Regions from separate parts of the Homo sapiens genome. Here region 1 is linked to region 2. A link is an interaction called in ENCODE POLR2A ChIA-PET data of the cell type or tissue named here. Cell type or tissue: Panc1. All regions are shown on one strand. Each heading gives the region's core, and the rest is flanking DNA. Links, peaks and the distances in the headings are about the cores only.

Evidence for each region. Peaks named below come from ENCODE experiments on the same cell type or tissue, not always from the same donor. Only the 100,000 strongest peaks of a DNase experiment are listed, where the experiment ranks them.
Region 1: POLR2A ChIA-PET joins it to region 2 with 5 read pairs; 3 of 35 experiments call an interaction of 5 or more read pairs at or near these places.

The regions. Positions count from the first base shown.
Region 1 is chr16:14,652,668-14,658,117 of GRCh38, reverse strand. BFAR (bifunctional apoptosis regulator) reads right to left here. Exons shown (of 8, transcript NM_016561.3): 5 at 2,908-3,052. Among named protein-coding and RNA genes, the nearest start is that of BFAR, 22 kb to the right of the region's middle. In Panc1, for the core only: no CTCF peak of the experiment used is centred there; no DNase peak of the experiment used is centred there.
Region 2 is chr16:14,362,806-14,368,255 of GRCh38, reverse strand. It overlaps LINC02130 (long intergenic non-protein coding RNA 2130), which reads left to right. Exons shown (of 2, transcript NR_131191.1): 2 at 4,961-5,147. Among named protein-coding and RNA genes, the nearest start is that of LINC02130, 4.7 kb to the left of the region's middle. RefSeq lists an enhancer at 3,401-3,902. In Panc1, for the core only: no CTCF peak of the experiment used is centred there; no DNase peak of the experiment used is centred there; H3K4me3 peaks cover 755 bases; H3K27ac peaks cover 343 bases.

The DNA of each region.
Region 1 (5,450 bases), core at 281-5,280, 290 kb before region 2:
TCTTACTTTTGCCTATTAAACCTCTGCTCAACTCTTGTGTGTCTGTGTCCTAAATTTTCCTGGTGCAAGATGACAAACCCCAGTTCCCCAGGCAATGTAGCTGCTTCAGTAGCCTGTGCCTGTAGCCCCAGCTACTTGGGAGGTTGAGGTGGGAGGATTACTTGACCAGGAATTTGAGACCAGCCTGGGCAACATGGTGAGACTCCATTTCAAAAAAAAATTTTTTTTTAAGAGATTAATGCTGAAATATTTACCTATGAAAAATATGGCAGCTTGGCTGGGCGCAGTGGCTCACGCCTGTAATCCCAGCACTTTGGGGAGGCTGAGGCGGGCAGATCACCTGAGGTCAGGAGTTCAAGACTAGCCTGGCCAATATGGCAAAACTCCGCCTCTACTAAAAATACAAAATTAGCTGGGCATGGTGGCACCTGCATGTATTCCTAGCTACTCTGGAGGGTGAGATATGAGAATTGCTTGAACCTGGAAGGCAGAGGTTGTAGTGAGCTAAGGTCGCACCACTGCACTCCAGTCTGGGAAACAGTGAGACTCTGTCTCAAAAAAACAAAAACAGGTCAGGCGCGGTGGCTCACACCTGTAATCCCAGCACTTTGGGAGGCCGAGGCAGGCGGATCACAAGGTCAGGAGATCCAGACTACCCTGGTTAACATGGTGAAAGCTCGTCTCTACCAAAAAATAAAAAAATTAGCCGGGCACGGTGGTGGGCGCCTGTAGTCCCAGCTACTTGGGAGGCTGAGGCAGGAGAATGGCGTGAACCCAGTAGGCAGAGCTTGCAGTGAGCTGAGATCGCGCCACTGCACTCCAGCCTGGGCGACAGAGCGAGACACCCTCTCAAAAAACAAAACAAAACAAAACAAAAACAAAAACCAAATAACACAAAAAATAACAAACATTCTATTTCAGGAGCTCCACGCACATTCTTTACAATATTTGAAACTAGTTATTAAAGTAATACACGCACATATTACAGAAGCATTTTTTATTTCTTTCTTCATTTGAGACAGTGTCTCACTCTGTCACCCAGGCTGGAGTGCAGTGGCACCATCTCAGCTCACTGCAACCTCCACCTCCTTAGTTCAAGCAATTCTCCTGCCGTAGCCTCCTGAGTAGCTGGGATTATAGGCATGCACCACCACACCTGGCTAATTTTTGTGTTTTTAGTAGAGATGGGGTTTCACCATGTTGGTCAGGCTGGTCTGGAACTCCTGGCCTCAAGTGATCAGCCTGCCTCGGCCTCCCAAAGTGCTGGGATTACAGGACTTTGTTCCTTATGGATTACAGGACTTTGTTCCTTATTAACACAAAGTCTTTGTCTCCTTTTCCGGTGGCTGCCTACATGGGTGTGCCTTGTTTATTCAACTTGTTCCTAATGAGGGGCACTTAGGTTGTTTTCTACTCCCTGCAATTACCAACAATGCTGCCGTGAATAACTTGTTTAACAACTTTCCGTTAATCAAACATTGGAGTCTCACAATGACCCTCTAAGGTTATTTACCCAGGAGGAAACAGGCAAGGAGAGGTGCAGGTACTTGCTGGTGTTCCAACAGGTGGTGTGTCTTGGAGGAGCTGGCCCAGGCAGGCTAGTGCCAGGGCCTTTTTTTTTTTTTCTGAAACAGGGTCTCAACTCTCTTGCCCAGGCTGGAGTGCAGTGGTTCGATCATGGTTTAGCGCAGCCTCAGCCTCGCAAATGGCTGGCATCACCACACTCAACTAATTTTTTTTGTGTCTGTACTTTTTGTAGAGATGGGGTCTTGCCATGTTACCCAGGCTAGTCTTGAACTCCTGAGCTAAGCAATCCTCCCACCTCAGCCTTCCAAAGTACTAGCATTATAGTTGTGAACCACCATGCCCAGCCCACAGCGTTACTCTTTTTGTTTCTGTTCTTTGCTTTTTTTTTTGGGACGGAGTCTTGCTCTGTCCCCTAGGCTGCCATGCAGCGGTGTGATCTCGGCTACCGCAGCCTCAACCTCCCAGGTTCAAGCATTTCTCCTGCCTCCAAGTAAATGGACCTACAGGAGTGTGCCACCACTCCCAGCTAATTTTTGTGATTTTAGTAGAGACGGGGTTTCACCACGTTGGCCAGGCTGGTCTCAAACTGCTGACCTCAGGTCATCCCCCCGCCTCGGCCTCCCAAAGTGCTGGGATTACAGTTGTGAGCCACGGTGACCAGCCCAGAGCCTCACTCTTGACCACCGTGCTGTGCTGCCTCCATTCCAAGTGCAAAGGAGTGAAATGCTGGCTTAAAGAGCAGATGCGGTTTAAACTGAAATGTTATTGACAAATTGTCCTCCAGTGATATTCCAACAATTCAAGGTCCCCAAAACATGTAAGTGTCTCTTTCCTTATTTATTTGTAAAACAGGCCAGGCGCGGTGGCTGACGCCTGTAATCCCAGCACTTTGGGAGGCTGAGGTCAGGAGGCAGGTGGATCACCTGAGGTCAGGAGTTTGAGATCAGCCTGGCCAACATCCTGAAACCATCTCTACTAGAAACATAAACATTAGCCTGGTGTGGTGGCGTGTGCCTGTAATCCCAGCTGCTGGTGAGGCTGGGGTAGGAGAATCGCTTGAACCTGGGAGGTGGAGGTTGCAGTGAGCCAGAAAAAAAAAAAAAAGAAAGAAAAAATTAGCTGGGTAGGGTAATCCCAGCTACTCTGGAGGCTGAGGTAGGATAATCACTTGAACCTGGGAGGCAGAGGTTGCACTGAGCTGAGATTGCGCCATTGCACTCCAGCCTGGGCGACAGAGAAGGACTCTGTCTCAAAATAAAATAAATAAATAAATAAGTACATAAACTGTCAAAAATAAAAAAGAAAACCCTGAAATTAAAAAAAATTAACAAAAAATAAAAATAAAAAGTAAAAAAAAAAAAAAAAAATTAAAGTGTTCACCTTATATTCCCAGAGATTCTGGGGGGGCTTCACGCCTAATGCTTTGACACGTTCTAGCTCCATGAGGATGGCTCTCCTGTGGCTGCTGTTTTCTATGGTATAGGGCGTCTTGGAAAATTCTTCCTCTGTCAAAGTTAAAAGCAACCTGTAGAGGGGCAGGAGGAGATTTATTTTGCGATTATATACTGGAAGCAAACTCTCTACACTCAGAGTTCCATCTTACTAATATAAATATTGTAGGCTTGAGGTATGGTGAGACATTTCACATTTAACAACATCAAGAGCAGCAAATAATTGAATGCTTACTATTTACCAGTGACAATCTATAAATACTTTCATAAGTCATCACTGATCCATATAACAATTATTCAGGGTAGTGGCATTATGCTGCTTTTGTAGATCAGAAAACTCGCTTTGGCTGGGTGCAGTGGCTCATGCCTATAATCCCAGCTCTTTGGGAGGCTGAGGCAGGCAGATCACTTGAAATCAGGTGTTTAACACCAGCCCAGCCAACATGGTGAAACCACGTCTCTACTAAAAGTACAAAAATTAGCGTGCACCTGTAATCCCAGCTACTTGGGAGGCTGAGGCATGAGAATTGCCTGAACCTGGGAGGCGGAGGTTGCAGTGAGCTAAGATCTCGTCACTGCCCTCCAGCCTTCAGCCCAGGCAACAGAGTGAGACTCCATCTCAAAAAAAAAAAAAAAAAAAAAAAAAGGAAAACTCACTTAGAGAAATAAGGTGACTTTCCCAAGGCACTCCTAGGTCTGTTTTGTTCCTAAGCCTTTGATCTTTCAGTTATACGCTCTGACCTCTCACATATTACTCTATTTTTATTTATTTTTTTATATTACTCTATTTTTAAAACTGTGTGTATGTATAGGAAAAATTAGAAGGAAATCCAATAAAACATTACAACATTAAGAATAGTTCGCACTTTGGGAGGCCGAGGCGGGCAGATCACGAGGTCAGGAGATCAAGACCATCCTGGCTAACACGGTGAAACCCCGTCTCTACTGAAAATACAAAAAATTAGCCAGGTGTCGTGGCAGGCGCCTATAGTCCCAGCTACTCGGGAGGCTGAGGCAGAAGAATGGCGTGAACCCGGAAGGCGGAGCTTGCAGTGAGCCGAGATCACACTGTTGCACTCCAGCCTGGGTGACAGAGCAAGACTCCGCCTCAAAAAAAAAAAAAAAAAAAAAAAGTTCTTAGATGGGCACAGTGGCTCACACCTATAATCCCAGTACTTTGGTAGGCTGAGGCAGAAGAATCACTTGAGCCCAGGAGTTTGAGACCAGCCTGGGCAACACAGTGAGACCCTGTCTCTCCAGAAAAATTAGCCAGGCATGGTGGCATGCACCTGTCGTTTTAATTACTTGGGAGGCTGAGACAAGAGGATTGCTTGAGCCCAGGACTTTGAGGCTGTAGTGAGCTATGATACTGCTACTGCACTCTAGCCTTGGTGACAGAAAGAGACTCTGTCTCTTGAAGAAAAAAGAGTAGTTGTTTTAAGGTAGGGATTTAATTTAATAAAAATAATTGGAGATCCCGTATCTGCTTTCCTCATCAGAAAACACAAATTCTGGCTGGGGGCGGTGGCTCATGCCTGTAATCCAGCACTTTGGGAGGCTGAGGCACAGGTAGATCATCTGAGGTCAGGAGTTTGAGACCAGCCTGGCCAACGTGGTGAAACCTCGTCTCTACTAAAAATACAAATTAGGCGGGCATGGTGGCGTGTGCCTGTAATCCCAGCTACTCAGGAGGCTGAAGCAGGAGAATCGCTTGAACCCAGGAGGTGAAGGTTGCAGTGAGCCAAGATCACGCCACTGCACTCCAGCCTGGGCAACAAGAGTGAAACTGTCTCAAAAAAATAAAAATTAAATTAAAAAAAACACACACAAGAAAACACAAATTCCCCTCCACAGTGATTCATCCTTAAAAACATCACTGTAAGCTGGCCGGAGAGCTATTAACAGGCATATGCAACTACTGGTTGAGTGGTGTAAATTGATCGTCCTTTTATGGGTAATTTGGTGATGCTTATTAAATTTGTACAGATTTACTATCTTTGGCCCAGCAATTCCAGTTCCAGGAATTTGTCCTCTAGAAAGCTATGTAAAAATACATTGTACTAACTAGGTAGAGAAATTTTTATACCATAATTTTGCGGGAGGTGAATTTCTATATAAAGCTAATTAAAGTAGGAGCATGCCATTTCCTCAAAACAGAGTCAGTCAAGTGCTGAAAACTGAGTGGAGAGGAGAGAAAAAGTCACTGGAGTAGGAGGGGTGGCAGTCAGGCAGCCAGGCAGTGGGTGAAGTGGGTGTCTGAAACAAATGAATCAGGGAGAGAGGCTGCTCTTATCACTGTGTGATGTTATACGTAACACCCTTAGGGGGTGGATATAGATGTAAATATATATATACATGTATACATACAAACACATGTCTGTTTAGTACAATCATATTTTCAGTTTAAATTAAAAAAAACACATTTATATCTGTGTAAGTACTGAAACATCTGGAAAGGTGTCTAGCAAGATA
Region 2 (5,450 bases), core at 226-5,225:
TGAGCAGAGCTGCCCTCATGCCAGCCCCTGCTGACCCCCTGCCTGCCTACGTCCCCCTGGGCAGGCCCATCTCTGGGGCCACCCCAGCAGGGCCATGGGCTGCCCATCTCTCCCTTGAATACCACCACCCTTTTGTTCTTGTGGGGTGTGGCTACCTTTTTTTTTTTTTTTTTTTTTTGAGACGGAGTGTCGCTCTGTCGCCCAGGCTGGAGTGCAGTGGCGCGATCTCGGCTCACTGCAAGCTCCGCCTCCCGGGTTCACGCCATTCTCCTGCCTCAGCCTCCCAAGTAGCTGGGACTACAGGCGCCCGCCACTACGCCCGGCTATTTTTTGTAGTTTTAGTAGAGACGGGGTTTCACCGTTTTAGCCGGGATGGTCTCGATCTCCTGACCTCGTGATCCGCCCGCCTCGGCCTCCCAAAGTGCTGGGATTACAGGCGTGAGCCACCGCGCCCGGCCGTGGCTACCTTTTTACTTCTCTGTGAAGAGATGGTGCTTCAGGGAAGGGAAGGAAAGTCAGGGGTGACCGGGACATGTGGGCACTGATCAGTTCTCACAGCTGCCTGGGTGGCAGGCCTGGCCAGCCCCACGGTATGGAAGAAACTGAGGCTGAGTCACATGGGGTTGAGTGAGGTGGCACTGCTTCTGAAGTTGGTGACTGAGAGTCATCCTCTTTGCCCTGGAGCCCCTGCTGCTGTTCCCTGGCACTGGAGCCCCTTGTGACATTTGATGCTCAGAGGGCCAGGAGCTGTGGTAGGCTGGGCTGGGCACTACCGGCTCGGCTGCCTGGGACTCCCTCTCTGCTACCCACGCTCCCAGCTTGCTGGGTGCAACTGGCCGTTTTTGGTGGGAGCTGTTGTCCTTGGAGGCAAGGGGGTCAGGGGCGGGAGTACCTGGGTGCTTCCAGTCCCTGTCTTTCCTCCAGGAAATCTTTAAATCTGCAGGTAAAGCACATAGTTCAAAGCCACCCCCAGAAAGTGTTATTTTAAATTGTAAAGTATGTTCAGGCCAGGTGCAGTGGTGCGTGCCTGTCATCCCAACATTCTGGGCAGCTGAGGCGGGAGCATGGCTTGAGGCGAGGAGTTTGAGATAAGCCTGGCCAACATCGTGAGATCCCATCTCTACAAAAAATTTTAAAAATTAGTCATGTGTGGTGGCATCTGCCTGTAGACTCAGCTGGTAAGTCTGGTAGCAGGTCTTTAAGTGGAAACAGTTGTTTTCTTTTCTTTTCTTCTTTTTTTTTGAGACAGAGTTTCACTCTTGTTGCCAGCCTGGAGTGCAATAGTGCAATCTCTGCTCACTGCAAACTCCGCCTCGTGGGTTCAAGCGATTCTCCTGCCTCAGCCTCCCAAGTAGCTGGGACTACAGGCACCCGCCACCATGCTCAGCTAATTTTTTGTATTTTTAATGGAGATAGCGGGATTTCACCATGTTGACCAGGCTGATCTCGAACTGCTGACTTCAGGTGATCCACCCTCCTTGGCCTCCCAAAGTGCTGGGATTACAAGCATGAGCCATGCTGCCTTACGTTTTTTTTTTTTACTTTTTGAGACAGAGTCTCACTCTGTTGCCCGGGCTGCAGTACAGTGGTACAATAATGGCTCACTGCAGCCTTGACCTCCTGGGCTCAAGTGATCCTCCCGCCTCAGCCTCCCAGGTAGCTGAGGCTACAGGTACGCACCACCATGTCCAGCTAATTTTTAATTTTTTGTAGAGATAGGGTCCTGCCATGTTGCCCAGGCTGGTCTCAGACTCCTGGTCTTAAGCAATTTGCCTGCCTCAGCCTTCCAAAGTGCTGAGATTGCAGGCGCGAGCCACCATGCCCGCCCCAGATAGCCATTTTCTACCCTGTGTTTCCATCCCAGCAAGTGTTCAAGCTATAAACATGCTTTGGGTTTTTTTGCTTGCTCGTTTTTTAGTTATTTATTTATTTATTTTGAGATGGAGTTTTGCTCTTGTTGGCCAGGCTGGAGTGCAATGGCATGATCTCGGCTCACTGCAACCTCTGCCTCCCGGGTTCAAGCGATTCTCCTGCCTCAGCCTCCCAAGTAGCTGGGTGGCCATCACCACGCCCAGCTAATTTCATATTTTTAGTAGAGACGGGGTTTCACCATGTTGGCCAGGCTGGTGTAATCCCAGCACTTTGGGAGGCCAAGGTGGGCAGATCATGAGGTTAGGAGATCGAGACCATCCTGGCTAACACGGCGAAACCCTGTCTCTACTAAAAATACAAAAAATTAGCTGGGCGTGGTGGCGGGCGCCTGTAGTCCCAGCTACTCAGGAGGCTGAGGCAGGAGAATGGTGTGAACTCAGGAGGTGGAGCTTGCAGTGAGCCAAGATTGCGCCACTGCACTCCAGCCTGGGCGACAGAGCGAGACTCCGTCTCAAAAAAAAAAAAAAAAAAAAAAAAAAAAAAAGAAACAACTCCTGACCTAAGGTGATCCACCCGCCTTGGCCTCCCAAAGTACTGGGATTACAGGCATGAGCCACCGCACCCAGCCTTGTTTTTTTTTTAAATAAAGAGACAGGGTCTTGCTCTGTCACCCAGGCTGGAATGCAGTGACGTGATCACAGCCCACTATACCCTCAAACTCCTGGGCTTGAGCCATCCTCCTCCCTCAGCCTCCCGAGAAGCTGAGTCTGTAGGCAGATGCCACCACATGTGGCTAATTTTTAACATTTTTTGGAGAGGCAGGATCTCATGATGTTGCCCAGGCTTTTCTCAAACTCCTCGCCTCAAGCCATGCTCCCGCCTCAGCTGCCCAAAATGTTGGGATGACAGGCATGCGTCACTGCACCTGGCCTCAACATACTTTAAACTTTAAAATAACACTTTCTGGGGGCGGGTTTGAACTAAGTGCTTTACCTGCAGATGTAAATGGCAGCTCCTCAACCTAATGACTGTGTAACCTCGGGAAAGTTTATCAATCTCTCCGAACCTTAGTTTCTCATCTGGCAAATGGGGGTAGTAACAGCACCATATATTGAAGGATTTAATGCATATAGAGCCCTTAGCGCAGGGCCTGGCACCAAGTTGGCCCCGGGCACGGCCATAGCCACTTCGCCTGACCGTCAAGGCAACCTTGTGAGATTCGTGTTGTCATCAGGCCCATTTTCTAGTTGACAAAACTGAAGCCCCAAGCAAGTAAGTGCTTCCCCCGAGGTTAAGTCATCATTTAAAAATCCTGAAATAATGGCGCCATCAAGGGGTTCAGGTGGAGTGACCACCACAGCCCCTCCCGTCCCCTCACCACACTGAGGGCTCTCGGCCCCCCTGCAGTGACGTCCCCACTCCCAGCCTTCCCTGGCCCAGAAGCCCACTCCTCTCCAGCCCCCGACTCTGGGGCAGCCCAGGGAGCCTGTGCTGCGAATGCCACCTCTTCTTGGGAGCTTTCCCCTCCCTATGACCCTGTCCCATTGTGAGCCATCATAGTCATTACCCAACTCCACCCCACCCAGTTTCCAGGAAGTTCAAAGCAGCCCTGGACCCCTTTCCGCCCTGCCCTGCAGGTGTCCTGACACACATGTGACCTGGCGTGGCCAGATTCCACGAGGGTGTTTAAGCGTTATTTATTTGCTTTACCGCACATGTGGACACACAGCCGTCTGCAAGAATTCCTGGGCTGAGCAGCGTGAGTCAGCGCTCCGGTGCATGCCTGCGTGCGGGTGTCTGGGTGTACGTGAGCCCACCCATGCATATCGGCTTGGTAGAGTTACATCTTCATTATGGAAAATTTCAAAAATGCACAGTGGAGAAGACCGAGCCGCCATTCCGGCATCCCCGCCCTTGCTTCGGCAGCAGAAGCACTTTACCACTCTAGTTTCACCTCTTTGCAGGCTCCCTCTCCGGCCTCTTCCCTCTCTTGGCTGGAGTATTTCAAAGCGAATTGCCGACATCATACCATGCATGTCATTTTTTAAAACTTTAAATTTTGAAATCATAATAGATCCACAGGAAATTGCAGAGATTACCCAGTGGCCCTGTGTACCCCTCACCTATTTCCCCCCAATGGCTACATCTCACATGATCTACAATATCCAATGTCCAATATCATTATCTGTCATATCAAAACTTGGCAATTGACATTGGTATTAATAGAAAGCGCGTGTATAGTTTTTGGTTTTTACTATTTTGAGACAGAGTCTCTCTCTGTCACCCAGGCTGGAGTACAGTGGTGCAATCTCCGCTCACTGCAACCTCTGCCTCCTGGATTCAAGCAATTCTCATGCCTCAGCTTCCAGAGTAGCTGGGATTACAGGCGCCCACAACTACAACCAGCTCATTTTTGTATTTTTTTTTTTGGACAGAGTCTCGCTCTGTCACCCAGGCTGGAGTGCAGTGGCGCAATCTCGGCTCACTGCAAGCTCCGCCTCCCGGGTTCATGCCATTCTCCTGCCTCAGCCTCTCTAGTAGCTGGAACTGCAGGCACCTGCCAACACGCCTGGATAATTTTTTTGTATTTTTAGTAGAGACGGGGTTTCACCGTGTTAGCCAGGATGGTCTTGATCTCCTGACCTCGTGATCTGCCCGCCTCAGCCTCCCAAAGTGCTGGGATTACAGGTGTGAGCCACCACACCTGGCCTCATTTTTGTATTTTTAATAGTTATAGGGTTTCACCATGTTGGCCAGGCTGGCCTTGAACTCCTGGCCTCAAGTGCTCTGCCCACTTTGGCCTCCCAAAGTGCTGGGATTACAGGGGTGAGCCACCGCTCCAACCTGCATGTATAGTTTTATGCTGTTTTGTCTGTGTAGATTCACACAAACCACCATTGCAACAAAAAACAGAATCACCCTATCACCACCAAGATCCCCAGGCAGTCACACTCACCCCATTCCCCCACTGTCCCTGCCCCCCAGCAGCCATTAATCTGGTCTTCATCTCTGTAACTTTGTCATTTGAGAATGCTATAGAAATAGAATCATCCAGGATGTGACTTTTGAGGTTGGCTTTTTTCCCCAGGCAGCATAAACACCCTTGAGATCATCCAAGTAGTGGCGAGTATCGGCAGCTCATTCGTCTTATTGCTCAGTGGTGTTCCGCGGTGTGGAGGGGCCACGGTTTGCTGAACCGGTCGACTATCGAGAGGCATCTGCGCTGTTTCCAATTTGGAGCTGTTATGAATAAAGCTGCTACAGGTTTCCATGTGGACATCAGCTTTCATTTCTCTGGGATAAATGCCCAGGAGTGTGATTGTATAAATGTCTAAGTTTATATTCAGTTTTCAGGAAACAGACAAGCTCTTCTCCAGAGCGGCTGTGCGGGCGGATCATTGTCGGGGAGAGGGGGGCGGAAAGTGAAGTATTTGTTGCTGGGGGCCCAAGGAGCTGGCCCTGGTGACCCTGAGCAGCCCGCGTTCGGCTCACACTACGCAGCACTCACCGTGCCCTGGGTGCTGTGCTGTTACAGCATGTGACCCCTGTTACAGGATATTTAGTCCCCACTTTACAGA